Regions from separate parts of the Homo sapiens genome. Here region 2 is linked to region 1. Evidence: chromatin loops called from intact Hi-C (ENCODE). Cell type or tissue: heart left ventricle. All regions are shown on one strand. Each heading gives the region's core, and the rest is flanking DNA. Links, peaks and the distances in the headings are about the cores only. Region 1 overlaps ROR1 (receptor tyrosine kinase like orphan receptor 1). Region 2 has its middle 19 kb from the start of ROR1.

What was found. Peaks named below come from ENCODE experiments on the same cell type or tissue, not always from the same donor. Only the 100,000 strongest peaks of a DNase experiment are listed, where the experiment ranks them.
Region 2: it touches region 1 in a loop (3-fold over the local background); 1 of 110 quality-filtered maps calls a loop at or near these places.

The regions. Positions count from the first base shown.
Region 1 is chr1:63,811,492-63,820,654 of GRCh38, forward strand. All of the region lies in intron 1 of ROR1 (receptor tyrosine kinase like orphan receptor 1), which reads left to right. Among named protein-coding and RNA genes, the nearest start is that of ROR1, 42 kb to the left of the region's middle. In heart left ventricle, for the core only: no CTCF peak of the experiment used is centred there; no DNase peak of the experiment used is centred there; H3K27ac peaks cover 724 bases.
Region 2 is chr1:63,750,191-63,759,353 of GRCh38, forward strand. No RefSeq gene overlaps it. Among named protein-coding and RNA genes, the nearest start is that of ROR1, 19 kb to the right of the region's middle. In heart left ventricle, for the core only: no CTCF peak of the experiment used is centred there; no DNase peak of the experiment used is centred there.

The DNA of each region.
Region 1 (9,163 bases), core at 1,414-6,413:
CCTTGTGCCAAAATGTTGCAAGCTTCTGTGGGCAGCTGATTTTAGTAGACCTTATAGGGAAACCCCTCACTCCATCTTTTTTTTCCCCTCCTTCCTACACTGAGATGTAGCAGGAAGGACCCTGGCCTTTGGGACTGGAGGTGTGGTTAGCTGGAAGTAAGTAAGGTTCTGCTAGTTCCCTGGTGAACATAGAATGGTACTTCTTTCTGTCTCCTCATCTGTGAGGTAAAAACATTCAGAGACTCAGTGTTTCTTATGACATTGATAAGCTAAGGTTCCACTCCCCTTTCTGGCCTGTTTTGAGTTTTCCCTGTATACTCAGTGAGTGCATATGATTTAGAAAGGTCTGGGTGGCTCAGGCAGTGGGTGTGAGAAGAGCTGCCTCACTTTGGGCTCTATGTCCTTAGGTCCAGGTTGGGATCAAGTCCAATAAGCTAAAGAAGGCTTTCGGGAAATAAAACCAGAGGTGTTTTTTTTTTTTTTTTTTGAGACAGAGTCTCGCCCTGTCTCCCAGGCTGCAGTGCAATGGTGTGATCTCAGCTCACTGCAACCGCCACCTCCCGGGTTCAAGCAATTCTCCTGCCTCAGCCTCTCCAGTAGTTGGGATTATAGGTGTGTGCCGCCACGCCTGGCTAATTTTTTGTATCTTTAGTAGAGACAGGATTTCACCACGTTGGCCAGGCTGGTCTCGAACTCCTGACCTAGTGATCTGTCCGCCTCAGCTTCCCAAAGTGCTGGAGTTCGCTAACCAAGGCCTGCAGGCCAAATTTGGCCTGAGGCCTGTTTTTATAAATAAAGTTTTGTTGGAACACATTCACCCACATGCATTTACATATCATCTGTGATTGCTTCCATGCTACCATGTCAGAGTTGAGTGGTTGTAACAGAGACCATGTGGGCTGCAAAGGTGAAAATATTTACTAGCTAGCCCTTTACAGAAGAATTTTGCTAACTAACCTGTCCTAGATCATAAACTCTAGGAGGGCTGGGGACATTGAAGGTAGTCAGTAAGTTTTGACTGAATGAATGAATGAATGAATGGATGAATGAATGAATGGTCAGGAAATTGGAATTTGTTGGATATGTAATTTGACAGCAGACTTTTAATGACACACTTCAGGTTCCATTTTCCCTTTAAATAAAATAAGAACAGTGCTACCTATGAAACAGGCAGTACTTAGGAGGATTATTTCCCATAATATAACTTTGGGTGTTTAAAATGCTATTAAAAATATAACTACCATCTATGAAGCTTTGTATGTGTTGAGCACTTTATTAAGAGCTTTATTTTTATTACCTCTTTTAGTCCTCACCGCCACCCACTGTGAGGGAGGAATTATTGATCCTAGTTTATAGATGACAGAGCTGAGTCCAGAGAGGCTGAGTTACTTGCTGAGGTCACAGAGCTGGTAAGGCATTGAGCACAGGGTCCAACTCCAGGGTGTCTGGTTCTAAAGGCTTCCCATCATGCCCCATTGCTTCTGAGTGCTGTTAGGTGCTTCCCACCACTTTTTTAAATAAAAGAGACAGATATCAATTTTGGAGAGGGGTCTTCAAGATAGAAACAAATGGCAAAAAAAAAAAAAGTTGGTTATCAAATCTTTTAAACCATTTATGTGATTTAGAAAACTGTGAAGTTACTCATCATTAGAAGTGCACTTTAAAAAATTCTCTTCCTTAAGGTTCAGCTCAGTGTGCTTCATGGAAAAAACTAAATGGGGGAGCATGTTTTCTTTGGGAAAAACAAAATAGGTAAGTTTTAGGGATTTGTAGAATTTTCATTTGTTTAGCAATGGTGTACGTAGTGGTAATACACATTCAAATGCTGCCTTCTCCCAGAAACCTTCTGCCAATTCCGCACATCACTTGGAACTGGGTACCTAGCACATAGCAGACATTCAATAAATATTGATTGAATGAATGAATTAGTACCTTCTAGCATTTCACACATATTGCCTTCCAGTATACTTGGTTTTATGTGAATGTGTGCCCTTACCTATTATAGCATAAGCACTAGAAGAGCACTGGTACCCTGCCCACTTCTTTGTACCCCTTATGGTACCTACCTAGCACAGGGCTGGAACTGAGTAGATGCTCAATGAACATTTGTGGAATTATGCTGTGGCCCCCAAATTATTTTGTGGCCCCTAAAGCTTTGCAGCTGAGTGAATGGCCCATTGAAAACTAGCACGATGATCAGATGGACTTCTCTCTGTCTAAGGGCATTGATTGAGACCCACATTTATATTGAGGGTGGAAATGTCCAACAAAGACAAAGAAAAGCATATTTATTGCTTTAGATAGAAGTCATATTTGTTTCTTTCACTCTGGAAGATATAGTCACATAAGGTCATGAGCTATTTTTTCTTCCTACTTAATTGCTAGTCTGTGGGTTGGTGAAAGCTCACATGCTTAGCTTTTCAGTGAAACTTTCACAGTCCATGTGGCTCTGACTCAGAATTTTTTCCCCTATCTGCTTCTTCTGTTGCCAATTCATTGTTTATCTCCTTTGTGTTTTACATCTGACCTATTATTTTGCATGCTGTTTTGGATTACTGAGGTAGCAACATCCAAATAGTTTCTGTGTACATTTTAGCTTTTGGGAGTCAGGCAGCTGCTCTGGGGCCTGTTTGAGTCAGGTCAGGGTCAGAAATGCCCTTCTGCTTTTGTTTCCGTGGAAGAAGTTGGCCTGGAACTCTCTCTGGGCACCTTCTGCGCCCTCTGGCAACCAGAAAAGCAAAGTCGTTCATCAAAATCTCAGACTGGAGCAACTCCTTAAAACAGCTTCCACAGTTCTTGCACATACTCCTTTCTTGATTTGTTGCATATCATTTCAGGCACCTCTTTTAATGCAGCTATTCAGGCTGCCTAAGGCAGTGGTCCCCAACCTTTTTAGCACCAGGGACCAGTTTTGTGGAAGATAGTTCTTCCACCGATGGGGTGGGGGTGGTGGTTTGGAGATGATTCAAGCACATTACATTTATTGTGCACTTTATTTCTGTTATTATTATATTGTAATATATAATGAAATAATTATATAACTCACAATAATGTAGAATCAGTGGGAGCCCTGAGCTTGTTTTCCTGCAACTAGATGGTCCCATCTGGGGGTGATGGGAGACAGTGCCAGATCATCAGGCATTAGACTCTCATAAGGAGCACGCAACTTAGATACCTCGCATATGCAGTTCACAACAGGGTTCGCTCCTATGAGAATCTAATGCCACCACTGATCTGACAGGAGGTGGAGCTCAGGCGGTAATGCAAGTGAGGGGGAGCAGCTGTAAATACAGATGAAGCTTCGCTCACTTGCCCACAGCTCTCCTCCTGCTGTGCAGCCAGGTTCCTAACAGGCCATGGACCAGTAGGAGACCCTGGCCTAAGGGACCAGGACAGTGGCCAGTGCTTTTCATAGCCTCTTAGTACTTCTGGTGGAGTGTCTCTATTCCCCTCAATTCCCTCCTATTCCGCTAGGAGTTTGAATCTGCTTTGCCCAGTTCTGTCCTGCCAGCCTTTTTCCTTTCACTGAATTGCCTTCACTTTTTGCCTATTAGCTTTGATCTCTTTGGAAAAAAGGGCACTGGGGTATTATTACTGCCTCTGTTTGTTTTTGCAAATGCACTATGATTTGTGGTTGGTCTTTTGGCTAGCCTGAGGCTACCTGACCCTCCCTCAACAGCCCTAGTTCCCCCAGGTCATTCTATAGTTTTGCCCATTTCTTTAATTAATGTTGGTGAGAGTCTCCGAGCAATGAAGACTTTTTGGATATGGAGAGAAGCAGAACCAGAGGGATACCAGTAATTATGCTAATCTGAGAGCATTAAGTCTTCAAATATACATTTTTGGATAAGCAATTCTGTTGTTTTTGAAGTTTGGTTGTCTTTTTGTTTCTGGGTGGTGGACTATAATTTTGTATTAAGGAAAGAATGCCTGCCCTTATATATCCAGGACTGGATTTTTTTTTTCTTTTTCTTTTCTTTTCTTTTCTTTTTCTTTTTTTTTTTTTTTTGAGTACTCATGAAAGGAAACCATAAGAATGTTTGGGTCTAATAATATACTTGCTTGTGTATGAAGATAAAACCAATAATAACATTAATACCACCCTTCAGTGGTGAAATGCTTTAACCTTTCAAAACAACTCCTTTTATGAACTTACTCTATCAGTTGGCAAGGTGATTTCAGGGCTATCTCCTGTGGTGATGATGGATCTGTGGGAGCTTTTCTAATTGTGTGGGTGAATTTGAGAGACCCCATCCCAGTGGTTCTTGTTCAGGGGTGAGTATGGAATCATGTGGGGAACCGCCATGAATTACACATACCCAGGTCCTGCCCAGGACCTACTGACACAGTCCTGGGGTGGGGGACCTGCCCACTTGGAAAACTTCCTGGGACTTCCTCAGCTGGACCCTCTGGGGATTGGGGAAATGCATTGCAGTCACCTGCCTGGGGTAGTAGGGGCTGCCACATCTGTGACTAGGACCCAAGGAGAGTGATGATGACCCTTCTTGGAATCATGCAGAACACACAGTGACAGTCCCTTTTGGAAGCTGGCCACAGGCTGCACTTTATTCATTATTTTAACAGCAACCAAACATTTGCTGTGTGCCCACTGGTGGCCGCTAGACAGTCTTCCCACCCTTTAGCTCATGTAGTCATTTAAACCAGTTCCATCACTAGAGAAATGTGTTACTAGCCCCTTGAAGGAGAGTGGGCCTTCAACTGGATTCAGGAGTTGTGGTCTGAGGAGAGTGATTGATATGGTTTGGCTCTGTGTCCCCACCCAAATCTCATGTAGTAGCTCCCATAACTCCCACGTGTTGTGGGAGAGACCCAGTGGGAGATAATTGAATCATAGGAGCAGGTCTTTCCCATGCTGTTCTCATGACAGTGAGTAAGTCTCATGAAACGTGATGGTTTTAAAAATGGGAGTTTCCCTGCACAAGCTCTTTCTCTCTTTGCCTGCTGCCATCCATGTAAGATGTGACTTGCTCCTCTTTGCCTTCTGCCATAATTGTGAGGCCTCCCCAGCCATTTGGCATTGTAAGTCCATTAAACCTCTTTTTCTTCCCAGTCTCGGGTGTGTCTTTATCAGCAGCATGAAAATGGACTAATAGAGTGATTTAATGAGTTTCACCAGCATGGGTTTCTTTAGCCTCGGTTTCTTTGTCTGCAGTATATGGGCTAATGGTACACACCTTGAGGTTGTTGAGGGAGAAGAGACGGGCTCAAGTGCTGCCTTTGTCTTACCAACCTTGTGAAGCCTCCTTGAGCAGCCATGTCTTCATTTGTAAGATGAGAATAAGAGCACCTGTTTTATGGGCTTTTTGTAAGGATTGCGTGTGCTCATGTAAGAAAAACCCCTTGCACCCTGCATAGTACCTTGCAGAGCAAATGGTGGTGATAATGACAATAGAAGGAGCTCTCTTTATTGAGTGCTTACTGTGTGCCAGGCACTGTGCTGGGCACTGGACTACAACAGAGGGGAAAGATAGGCATCGTTCCTGACCTCACTGCGCTTAACAAAGAGAAAGCTCTAAGAGAAAGTTTTCAAAGCATTACCCTTCTCTGTATATTTAAGAGGAAAGCTTTAATGTTATAGGATGCCTTCTAAATATGTATTTTATAACACAGTGGGTAGAATGTGGAATGTGTCTTCTGGGAGGGAACTGGAGTTTTGCATTTCCTGCCTGCTTGTGCTTTTGAATTTGTGGCTGTAATGCTGCCCTGCCTGAGGTTTCAGCAGTTAATATTTCCCAGGGCAGCATGATGTCAACGCCCCGTGGTCTCTTATCTACAAGAAGGGTATAGCCGGGGCAGAGGGAGAGAAAGGACTATTTTCAAAGCCTCTCTTGAAGACTTTGTTGAGCTTTAACTTAAAATTTTCCTCATCTCCTTCCTCAAACGTTTGTGCTTGATGTGCATAAACCATGCCAGTGTTTTGGAAGATTCAAGTTTGACCACCATAAATTGGTTCATATTTCCAGCAGGGCAGTTATTTAATTTCCTGTTGGAAGTCTACAAAATGTTGGCACTGTTTGCTCTTTGGCAGAAGACCAAAACTCAGTACAGTATCATTAGCATGCTCTGGTACATAGATTAAAGCACGATTGTCTTTAATAAGAGGCCATCCCTGTTTAGGATGGGGCTTTGGGGGCTGCAAGGGTGCAGGGAAGCACAACGAGCTTTCTAATCAAAATCAAAGTGCAGTTACTGGGACTCACTCGAGAAGGGTTAAAGGGAGGGCAGAATTCCGATTTCTTGTCTCAATTTCATTTGTTTGGGTTATTTTGCTCTAGACTCTGGGAGAGTTTTGGAGGCCAGGGCTGGCTGGTTTGTGGGATACCCTGGTTTAAGCCTCGTGCTTCTTCTGCATTCCTCCCTCTTGGCAGTACGGCTCATGGGAGAAGCCCACCTCTGAAGCCCATAGAGAAATGCAGAGTGTCTCTACGGAACCCACTGTAGTAACTGAAATGTTATAATGGTGGGCATTTACAGAGGCTCTGTTATCAGTGAGGCACTTTACATATGCATATTCAGCCTTTACAGTAACCCTGTGAGATACGTATTATTATTGCTGTTTTGAGGATGAGAATACTGAGATGCAAAAAGATTAAAGTATCTGTAGCCAGTGAGTATCTGAGCTGGGGTTAGAACCCAGTTCTGTTCCTTGGAAAGATTCTTACTCTTCTCATATACCCTAATAAGGGCCTGGGGAAGGAAAGGATCTGAGTTTTCAAAAAAGCTTGAAAATTTGCCTAACATGAATCTTGGGAAATTATTTCTAGGGGCTTCTTACCAGATTAGCTCTGTTTTTCTTTCGCAGAGGCCCTTCAGTGTTGGCTCTTTGGTAGAATGAGCATAGAAATGTATTTTTTTCCTACAAATATTGTATCATGAAAAATGTCAGACAGATTGAAAAGTTGAACACCACCTACATTCTACTATTGCTGTTTTATTCTATTTACTTTATCACTTGTTTCTCCATCTAACCTCTAAGATCTATTTATATTTGTTAGAACATCTTTTCTCTCTGCCCTTCTGTTCCTTTGATTGATGGCAATGGCCTGATGGGAAGTAATTCACAAAACCAGAGGGAAAGTACAGTGCTTAGAACAATCTTTTTTTTAGGAAAAAGAGAAAATTGTTCTTATGTTTAGGTAGAGCCCAAAATGGGCATTTTTCCCCTCCCCTAGGTCTGTTGTTTAAAGGATCTGACAGAAATAATTATAATGAGGCTGATGGTGAATACATAAGGTATAACCTATTATTACTGTCTTCTATGCACCAGGCATGATGCTGACTGCTTAGTAACCTTATCTCATTGATCATTTCAACATTCCTAATTTACAGATGAGCAAACAGCCTAGAGAGGTTGATTTCTGAGCTGGGATTTGAGACTGGTGTGTAGAGACTATGGTGTGATTTCTCTGCATTTCAAATTATGCTTCCCTATATTTTTGTTCCAGGGTCTCAGTGGGAGGCCCTAGAAGGTTACTACTAATAAGGAAAAATTGCTAAAGCCCTGGAAATTGAAGGCTACCAGAACCTTGTAAAGATTCTCTGGGACTAGACCTCATTCCTCTGAGGATCCTTGTCAGACAGTTTCCAGGGGGTGGGGAGATGTTCTGCTCTCCCCAGAGTGTCATAGAAAGTTTCTGTGGCTTTCGGAATTTCTCATGACTGATTCACATCTTCTTCTCCAGCTTAGAAGAAAATCCAAACACTTACCTTTGGTTTATCAGTTGGTTAATGTTGTTTTCTTTTCATGGTAGGATCATCTATGGCCTCCTTAGACCTATACAAGTGACATCTTTTCTTCCTGGGGAAGAAGATGGTTTCTGCAGGCACTGACTTATGAGGGCAGGTGCATACCTTTTGTAAGGGATGAAACTTGAAAAAGAATGGGTGCTTTTTGATGTGTTTATGCTTGAACCTGCTTCCTTGTTGAGTGTGATCTTGAGCAAGTCACATAAGCTTCTTAAACTCTTGGCATCCCTGCAGCAGTTATTATTGTGAGGGAGATGGAAAAAAGGTATGGATAGAGTTCTTTCCATTAGAAAATGTAATATTCCTCAGGAGCCCATGAAGAGGATGCTGCTGAAAACTGAGGACATGGCATAGATAGGAATTGCTAGAGAAAGGCAGTAGAGAGAAGAAAAATACCTGTTGGTTGAAATAGTTGATTGGAGGAATAAAAATTGCCTGGAACTTAAAGTTTCCTTCGAATACCAGCACTGTCCATCAGTAGCTGTATAAATTAGCCTCTTTGGTCATTAAGTTTCATCATAAAGTGGGATTATTAATACCTACATCATAGTCTTATTGTAAGGATAAAGTTTACATAATGTATGTAAATCTCCTAACAGTAGTTCATAGTACTTGGCGATAAAAGATATCTCTTAGAAGTAGGAAATGGGGAAACTGAGGTACACCTTGAAACCTGAGTAGGATTTGGATGCGTAAAATGGTCCAGTTCTGAAAGTATTTTACAAATATCACCATGGAACACTATGCAGGCATCAAGAAGCATGGTTGAAACCCAAAACTCTTCTTTCTTTTAATAAGGCAAAGGTGGTTAACTTTTTGAGCCAAAAGTTCCAAATTGTTCAGTAAAATGTCATTGATAAGATATCAAAATATCAGATATCATTTTGGTTGAAGCTCAAGTTGGCAAGAACCAAGGGTGGAATTGCTAAGCTGGGTGACACATTTGAAGCCATTGTAATGTTTTAGTGATCTCCACAGGGCACGTCATTGGTGGCTCTCCCTGTCCCCCTGCAAGCCCTGCAATCTGGCTGCATTTTCTACACACTTGTTTGGTTGTTTCATGAAATCTACCCCCCTGTACTGCTGCAGGCCACAAAGAACAGTGTTCAGTAAGGTGGATTTTGGAAACTGAAGTTGTGATTGCACTGTAGAAGGCTTTCATTGTTTGTTTTGTTTTGCTTTTAGTTTATGGAGGACTGTTGGGAGATTAGGAGAAGGAAAATGCCCCAGTAGAACTGAAATCCTAGTCTAGCACCTGAAAAGAGTGAATTTTGCCTTCTTTTTTTTCTCTGCTACCTTGCAGTCATTTCTGCTATATGCAGATTCAGGTTTGATGTGAATTTTGAGTTTAGCTGGAATTAGTTCTTTCATGGCCTTGGGGAAGATGTGGATAAAA
Region 2 (9,163 bases), core at 1,824-6,823, 61 kb before region 1:
GTAATCCCAGCACTGTGGGAGGCCAAGGCAGGCAGATGACCTGAGGTCAGGATTTCAAGACCAGCTTGACCAACATGGTGAAACCCCTGACCAACAGACCAGCTACTTGGGAGGCTGAGGCTGGAGAATCGCTTGAACCTGGGAGATGGAGGTTGCAGTGAGCCGAGATCGTGCCACTGCATTCCAGCCTGGGCGACACAGCAAGACTGTCTCAATAAATAAATAAATAAATAAATAAATAAATAAATAAATAAAGCATTACTTTCTAGTCCTGACCCTTTCACAAACTGGCTGAGGAACTCAAGCAAGTGTTTTAAAGCCCTCAAAATGAGGAATGGTATAGTCACTCTGTATTCTGTACTTAAGACAGATGCATAGAAAGGCTTCTTTCTGAACGTCTTATTTTCACATTGTATGGACAAGCTGGAGCATAACCAGAGGCCTCGGACTCAGCACTGGAAAGAATTCACCTTTGTGAGGCTTTCCATCATGTAGTAGACACCGAGCTAGGGTTTTACCTATATGGTCTCGGTTAATCTTCACATCAATGCTGAAATGTTTTTTATTATTCTAAAAAAAAAGAGTTTTTTCTTTTTTTTTTTGGAAGAAACTTGCCTAAGATCGCTCCCACTGAAAGTGAAAGGGCTGACTCCTAAATGCATGTCCTTCCCACTACTAGGATAGAAAAACATCTAAAAACCATGTCATGAGAGGGCAGCTATGGAAACCAAGAATAACAATAGCTATCCAAAAAAATATATGAAGGACTGTTAGGTCCAGGAAAATAGATTTATTCATTTTTGATCCCAGAGAAACTTGATCCATGGTAGGAAAACAGGAAGTTGGTGTCGGGAAGAGCTTTCTATTAGAGGCGATTCAACCAAGGACCCAGCTTCCTTAACTCATCCTGAGCATCCTTTGGCAGAGGAGATGCTGTCAGTATCCGGCAGTGTCCCCCTACTTGCACCTCTGCTGGGTGTGCTGAACCAGCCTCAATTGCCAAATCCTGTGAATCTTTGCCTACGGGATTCTCTGGTCATTGGAGCCCACCTACTTGCATACTGGAAGTGACCAGGGAATAATCACTTCCCCCGGCAACTGACATGGAATGCCTGATGGGATAAATGCCCTGGCCCTCTTGCCCCTCATGGGATAACTCTGGGGTGCATGCTCTATGCTGTTTCTCAGAGTTCTCAGCAGGATGAAGCTCCAGTTGGTGGAAACTTGTTTCATTGTTTTCTTCTCTTGCCTGTCTCACTTCTGCTGCTCAACCAGTGTTCCGTGGAATAACTTCTCAAATAAGCCACTTGCATTTGAATCTTTGCCTTGGAGTCCACTTCTGTGGAACCCCAAAGTAAGGCAATCCCTATGATTCATGAGCACTGGACTGAATGTCAAGGGATTTAAGTTTTCATTTTGCTTCCTGACCATGTGCTTTTGGGCAAGTTACTAACTCTGTCTGGCTCCTCATTTTCCCATTTGGACTAGATGAAATATACTTCTGTCATTTATATTCATGATCATGAGTACACCTAGCACTTCAATTTGTAGAGTCCTTTGGCTGCTTTTGTTTTTATTTATTTTGAGACACAGTCTCACTCTGTTGCCTGGGCTGGAATGTAGTGGCACAATCACAGCTCTCTTCAGTCTTGATCTCCCAGGCTCAAGTGATTCCCCCACCTCAGCCTCCTGAGTAGCTGGGATTACAGGTGTGTGCCACTACGCCCAGCTAATTTTTAAATTTTTTGTGTGGGGATGGGGGTCTCACTATGTTGCCCAGGCTGGTCTTGAACTCCTGATCTCTAGGGATCTTCGTGCCTCAGCCTCCCAAAGAACTGGCATCACAAACATGAGCCACCATACCCAGCTCCTTTGTCTGCTTTTGAAAGGCCCTTCTCATCAAGGCCCTTCCCATCCATGCTTCATTTGATCTTCAAAATACCTCTATGAATTACAGAAGGTATGAACAACTTTGCCTATCTAGAAGATTAGATAATTGAACACCATAAGGGATTAGTGTCCTTTTTTCTCATCTAAATATTTTAACTAATTTGCTCATATTATCCACCAGTCTGAGTGATTCTCATGCCTTATTCTTCTAAATTTCCATCTCCAACTTTGATGCATAGAACAAGTTTCCTGTTTCCTGATGGCTAGGAAACATCTGGAATTGTGGCCAAAATAAGAAGAGATTCACAACCTTGAATATAAAATTCTCCCTTCAACAGTCTATACTAGGTTAAGTGCTGTGTGAGACAAGCATGTGGAGGGAGACATAGTCTCCCTGGGCTCTGTGCTGGTGGGCTGGGGAACTGTGTATATGCACTCTGAGAAGAGGCAGCACAGGACACGTTTCAGAAATGACATAAACAAAGTTTGGGCTCTCTGAGAGATGGACTGTGTGTGAGTGTAAATGTGTTTGATCTCTGTATCATCAGTTTCTAAAACTGTACCTTGGATATAGTAGGTATTAAGTAAATATTTCTTAAGTGTTAATATATGCCTGCATAAATGAATAATAGCACCCTGGGAGTTCTGGGAAGATACTGTATTACTACTAGAGTAGTCAGGGCAACTTTCCAGAGGGGATGGATGGAATTTGAGGTGGGCCTTGAATGACTGTCAGTATTTCTGTTGTCAGAGAGGGCATCCCAGGTGGAGGATATGGCATGGGCATATAAGCAGAGACACAAATACTCTAAGTATGTACCAGAGGGTGGCCAAAGGCCTTGTGCGACTGATGCACTATGTTAACATGGGGCGGGGTGGAGCCAGGTTGGTGGAGGCCTTTGAGGCCAGGAGGAGTTCAGGATGCAGTGGTGAACTGCTAAGGGTTCTGATTGCGAGAGCCATGGTGACGGCTAGGGAGGAAGTGTAGTCAGGTGTCAGTGCAGAGTATGGACAGAGGAAGGGAGAGAGAAACAAAATCGTGAGGAGGAGATTACAGTAATTCTGGCAGGAATGTGAGGGTGTCTGAATTAGGGAGTGGAAGTGAAAATAGAAAAGGAAGAATGGGTCCAGAATTCAGTAGAATATGGATTTTAGGAGCACAAGCTTTGGGGTAAAGCAGCCTGGTGCCAAATTCTTTCCCTGCTGTGCAATATTAGAATTATATATCCTCTGTTGTCTCATTTGCAAAAAGGGAGTCATAAGATGTTGGTAAGAATGAAATGAAATAATGTATATAAAGAACAAAGCAAAATGCTGTCACATACACTCTACATGACAGAAGTTTTAAAAAATTATTATTTTATTAAAGAAAGAAAGACTCAGCTACTCATTAATTACCCAGCATTTAGAGATGGTTATTATTAGTGCATCATACAGTCTGTCCACTGGAACTTTGTTGGTCCCCACACTATTTCTCTAGATCCATGAAAAATGAAGTGTGTAACTAGTACAGGCCAGAAGCACTGAAGAAAGTCAGTACCATGGGGTTCATGGGCACTCTGGTAGTGTATTAGTCCATTGTCACACTGCTAGAAAGAACTGCCCGAGACTGGGTAATTTATAAAGGAAAGATGTTTAATTGACTCACAGTTCTGCATGGCTGGGAAGGCCTCAGGAAACGTACAATCATAGCGGAACTGGAAGTAAACACATCATTCTTCACAGGGCAGCAGGAGAGAGAAGTGCCAAGCAAAGGGGGAAAGATCCCTTATAAAAACATCAGATCTCGTGAGAACTCATTCGCTATCATGAGAACAGCATTGGGGTAACTGCCCCCATGATTCAATTACCTCCCATCAGGTCCCTCCCACAACACGTGGGAATTATGGGGACTACAATTCAAGATGAGATTTGGATGAGGACACAGCCAAACCATATCAGGTAGTTATAATAATGACCCCCCAAGGATGTCTACATTCTTATCCCTGAAATCTATACGTATGCTACTTTATGTGGCAAAAGGGACTTTGCAGATGTGATTAAATTAAGGATGTTGGGATGGGAGATTATCCAGTAGGTGACCCTAATGTCATCACAAGAATCTTTATAAGAGGGAGGCAGGAGTGTCAGAGTCAGAGAAGAGGATGTGACAATGAAAGCAGAGATCAGAGTAAGAGACAGCTCCTCCAGAAGGAACACAGCTCTGATGACCCATTTTAGACTTTGGACCTCCAGAACTGTGAAATAATAGATTGGTGCTGTTGTAAGCCACCAAATTTGTTACAGCAGCAATAGGAAACTAATCCAGGCAGTGTAGATGGTACCTTCATTCTTCACATTGAGCAGCAAAGGTTTTTCTAACTAACTTTTGGTTGGTTGCATGAGTAATGTTCTGTCTCCACAACAGTATAATTTGTGTTAGTTGAGTTAACAGTAGCTGCTTTTGCAAAGAGACTGCAATGAAGAATGACTTAAAGAATATTGATGCTGTTTCGCATGTAACACTCTGCAGTGAGTGTTTGAGGCCAGCAAGTGGTTCCACTCCATAGTTATTCAGAGAACTAGGCTAATGGTAGCTTGGCCACTTCAATGAGTGACTTCCAAGACTGCTAACTGCATTGAGCAGGCAGCCCTGGTCATGCTATGACAGCTACCAGGAAGTGGGGAGTTTTAGAAGGCAGTGGAAGAGGCCAACCTCACTTGGACAGAACGTGGTCACAAGGCCACACTAGATGCAAAGAGGTCTGGGCAGCCACATTCCAGTCAGAAACTATTACCATGGATGGAAGAAAGAAAGAGCAGATTTTGGGGGGCACCCAGCCATCTCTGTCACATCTGGTCCCATTCTGACCTTTAGACTGCTAGTTTCTCAAAGCAAGGACTGCGCTTTTGCTCACCCATTGTATCCCCAGTAGTTGGCACAAGCGTTTGATACATGGTACGTGCTCAAAACCTATATGTTGAATGAATGAAGGAGTAAATGAGTACATAAAAGGACAAATGGACTTTTCTTTAATAGCTGTGTGACTTCAAGCCCATCTCTTCAGCTCCCTAAACCTTCACCTCCTCATCTAGAAAATGGGCCTAGAAATGCAGGCTCTGCTTGCGTCCCAGTGTTGTTTTGAAGACAAAATATAATCATAAGAAAAAAACTTAAAAAAAATATTTCTCTGCAGTTTACAGAAGCACTTTCATATCTTTGGTCTCACTTGAGTCCCATGAACTTGGGGGATGCTGTTATTTGTTATCCCCATTTTGATGGGGGAACAGGCCGAGGGGGACTGAGTGCATGTGATCAGTGTGAAGCGCCCATTAGCATGTTGAGGCAGATGGACATGGGGGTTGTCACGCTCAGGCTTGTTTCCTAGACAGCTGTGCTGTACGAGTTCTGATTCTGTGTAGATTCAGTCAGAGGTACTTGCCAGAATAAACAGGCTCACTCTGTTACAACTGTGCTGTCATAAAAAAGGAAGAGCAGGCTGGGCGCGGTAACCTGTAGCCTGTAATCTCAGCACTTTGGGAGGCCAAGGCAGGTAGATCACCTGAGGTCAGGAGTTCGAGACCAGCCTGGCCAAAATGGTGAAACCCCGTCTCTACTAAAAATACAAAAATTAGCCGGGCATGGTGGCAGGTGCCTGTAATCCCAGCTACTCGGGAGGCTGAAGCAGGAGAATCGCTTGAACCCAGGAGGCGGAGGTTGCAGTGAGCCGAGACCGCGCCATTGCACTCCAGCCTGGGTGACAGAGCAAAACTCTATCTTAAAAAAAAAAAAAAAAAGGGAAGAGCAAAAATGATACTACAGAGTCCTTAAGTTATTATTAGATGACCCTGTGTCATTTTCTATAGAGCAAAACCAGACTTCAGCGCTCTCCACAGAATCTTAGCCGTCATTCTGGTCCAAATTCCTCTTGGTCCAGACAGTGGAGGTACTTTTCTGAGGTTGCACTACTCCTAGAGTGACTACCCATCCTAATTTGCACTGAAATTCTCCCCTCCCAGGAAACTCCTGAGTCCTGAGCAAGTCAGGATGATTGGTCACTCACAATGGGTAGGTAAATGTTTTCAGATTCCCAAGTCTCCCTGATTCCAGAATACTACTTGTTAACCACACTGGCACTAAATGTAATCACGAGTTAGCTTCTTTGCCCCTCCAATCTTAAATTTTCTCATCTGTAAAATACAGAGAATAATACTGAACTCAAAGAAATGTTGTATGGATTAATTCAGAAAATGCGTATAAAGTGCTCACTAGATTATAGATACCATGACTATTATTATTACTTACCAGGACTAGAAGCAGGTTATCCTAGCCATCCAACTAACTCTCTATTACCCTTGGTGGTCTCTGGTAGGATTAATAAATCATCATTATGGGAATTTTCTGTACATGAAATAAAGATGTCATATTATAATTGGAAATTTTTGTAAACTTATATGCCCCCCCCAAAAAAAGTGTAGTGAACGAAAAGTTTTTGCTGTCTATACTAAAAACCTCACCTTCCAAGAGGAATTTAGTCTATAGCTGAGCTATACCCAAAAGATTTCTTTTTTAGATGGTGAGAACAAGCTGCTATCAAGTACACTATAAAATGGAAGGATTTAGATGATTCTGGCACCAAGGGTTTAACTAATGTTTATGGCAGGAGGGAATGACTGTATTTCTTATATCATATTCAGTTATGTATAATAAAGTCTATTTTGGATCTAGCTACCCTCTGACCATGTTTTTCTGTTGTTGCTGCTCCTGTCCATGCAAATATGCTCTATGGCATTATATAGAGAGAAGAACAAAATCTGGCATTTCATGCTAGATTTAGAAGCTGCCTGTTCCCCTGTTGCAGTGCTCTGAGGGGGTGTTTGAACTCTGAAACCCTGAAGACTGATTCCCTCAAACAGACTCTCTCTGTATCTCAGTGGGAAACTCTCTGCTTCTCTTCTTCAGTTTCTTCAGCTGTAAACAGGAATCCAAATAATTCCCTCTAGCCCAGGGATTCTTTGAGCTGGTCTGTAAAGTTACAGAGAGATGAAAAACCCTGTAGTGACAATGCATGCCTAGTGTTGCTGTGAATCTATAGCTCAGAGTTCCATGAAATTAAAATTAAAAAAAAAAAAAAGATACAGCATCCAAGAGGAAAAGCCCAATGTTCTCTCTGCTCAAACTGTGGTAGTTTGTGCGTAAATATGGGGAATCAATTTCTGTGCAAGTTCCTAGGGTGATCTTGTAAATGTTTTTCTCCTCTTTTCTTTAAAGGCAGTCCTCTCAGTTTGGTTTTTTTTTTTTTTTTTTTTTTTTTTTTTAGGATTCCCTACACACATCTCTCCTTTTTTTTTGTAATAAAGAAAAAAAAATGAATACAGCTTCCTTGCTCATTGTGGAGAACAAATCTGTATCTCTTTGGAAGCTTGTTGATCAAAAGATTTCTGTCATCTGTGTGTAGTACAGTTCTCTGAGGGGAAAAGGCAGAGTAATCAAGAATGCTTCTCTTCTGAGAGGAAAACAGATGTACTGTGTGTGTAATGGGACTATGTTTTAAAAACAAAGTCAAGAGCCCTGGAGAATGATAATAGTGATCTCTCTGAAAATGTGTGGAGATGATGGTAGCTGGAAAAGATATCCCCACATTCCAGAGTTTTTGGTGTCTGTGGCAGAAAGCAGAAGAAATGTGTCAATAAAAATCTGGCACTTATTAGAGAGATAGGGAAGTCTGGAGTAAATAGTGGACTCTGAGTACAACAAGAAAAGGAAAATAGAAACATTTCTGTACCCCAATACCAACTTCTACCTTGGGTCTGGTGGTACCTGTGTTTACTATTTAAAATTTATAACAGGTATCCTTAAAATGATCATTGGATTTTGAGGAGCTCCCTTCCCGGCTTGATAGTGTTTACAAATCACACCAGACAATAGATCTTTAACTCCATTACTAAAAAGTAATAATAGAAAATGGGTTTTGTATATAGTACATTTTCTCTGGGGGAATGAAATCCAGAATAATATTGACCACAAACATTTCACTGTTTAACAAAACAAAAATTGTAGAACACAAAGAATCAGCTGATTCTCCTCCCATGGGTGGCTCTTCCGTAGTTGTGTATAACTGTCTAGGGCAATTATTCTCATAGTAACCTGTTTAATAGTGGCAAAATCCAGTATAATCAGAATACTTAAAACTTTAGGTTATTCTTTGTGTTTTGTAGTTATGAGGACGGACAAATGGGAATATGTATCTGTTTCCAGAATTTGGTTTCCAAACATGTTTTTAGATTGGATAGTACTATATAGTTTCATTGCAGGCTTCCTGATTCAATGTTTACATTGAAAGAGGAAAAATATTTTGTACTGACAGAGAATCAAGAGCCGATGTACTCCAAGGTCTCAAGCACACGTTTTAACTTAATTTGTATGCAGTGATGGACTATCTCAGAGCCGAAAAGTGATCTGTATTCACTAATTGTAGGTGGTTTGGTAGGTTTTGCATATAAAAATAATGTTTGATGTGTTACTGCTGTTGGGTTTCCCCTCTCTCTTCCTGTATTTTGTGTGTTTACTTCATGGGCTCATTTAAGGTTGAATGTGGAGCTATCTCAAGTCCTAGGCTGCACTGGTTTTTACACCCATAAGTTTCCTTAGGAAATTTAATGTGGCTCTTAAATTCCACTGTTGGAGCACAGGTCCATGGAAACAGGGCAGTTGCCAGGTAAATTTGATTAAGTTAGAATGTCACGTTGGATTATTTGAGAGTCAGGACCTCCAAAATATATCCACTTTGGTGTTAAAAAAAAAAAAATCCTGACTGCATATCTACATTCTGTAACATGCCGGAAGGTTGCCAGATCTCCACTTCAATTGGTGTGTGTATAAACTGCTTACATATGCAGCCTAAAGGGAGTGATTTCTGTTGAGTGGTTGGCCGAATGTCAACACAGCTAATTGTCATTTCTAGATAACAAATCATAAACACGGTTGGTCCCTAGAAATGAAGGTTAACTGCATGGGGCAGAATGGTGTAAAACGTGGGTTGCAAAAATCAATGCCTGCAGAGGCTAGGTTCCTGTGATAATGAGTGAGGTGGGCCTGGTGTCAAGGCGTGAGGAAATGATGGGGACTGTGAGGATCTGAGGGGACCCGCCTCATCTGAAGGGGCACCTGCTCCTCAGCTCTGGCTCTCCCTTGCCCTTCCTCCATGAGGGCTCCGTGTTGCCTGATCTGTTAATTTTTTGCAAAACAAGCAGGAAATTCAGACTTTTATTTGAAATCTCTCAAACTCTAAAT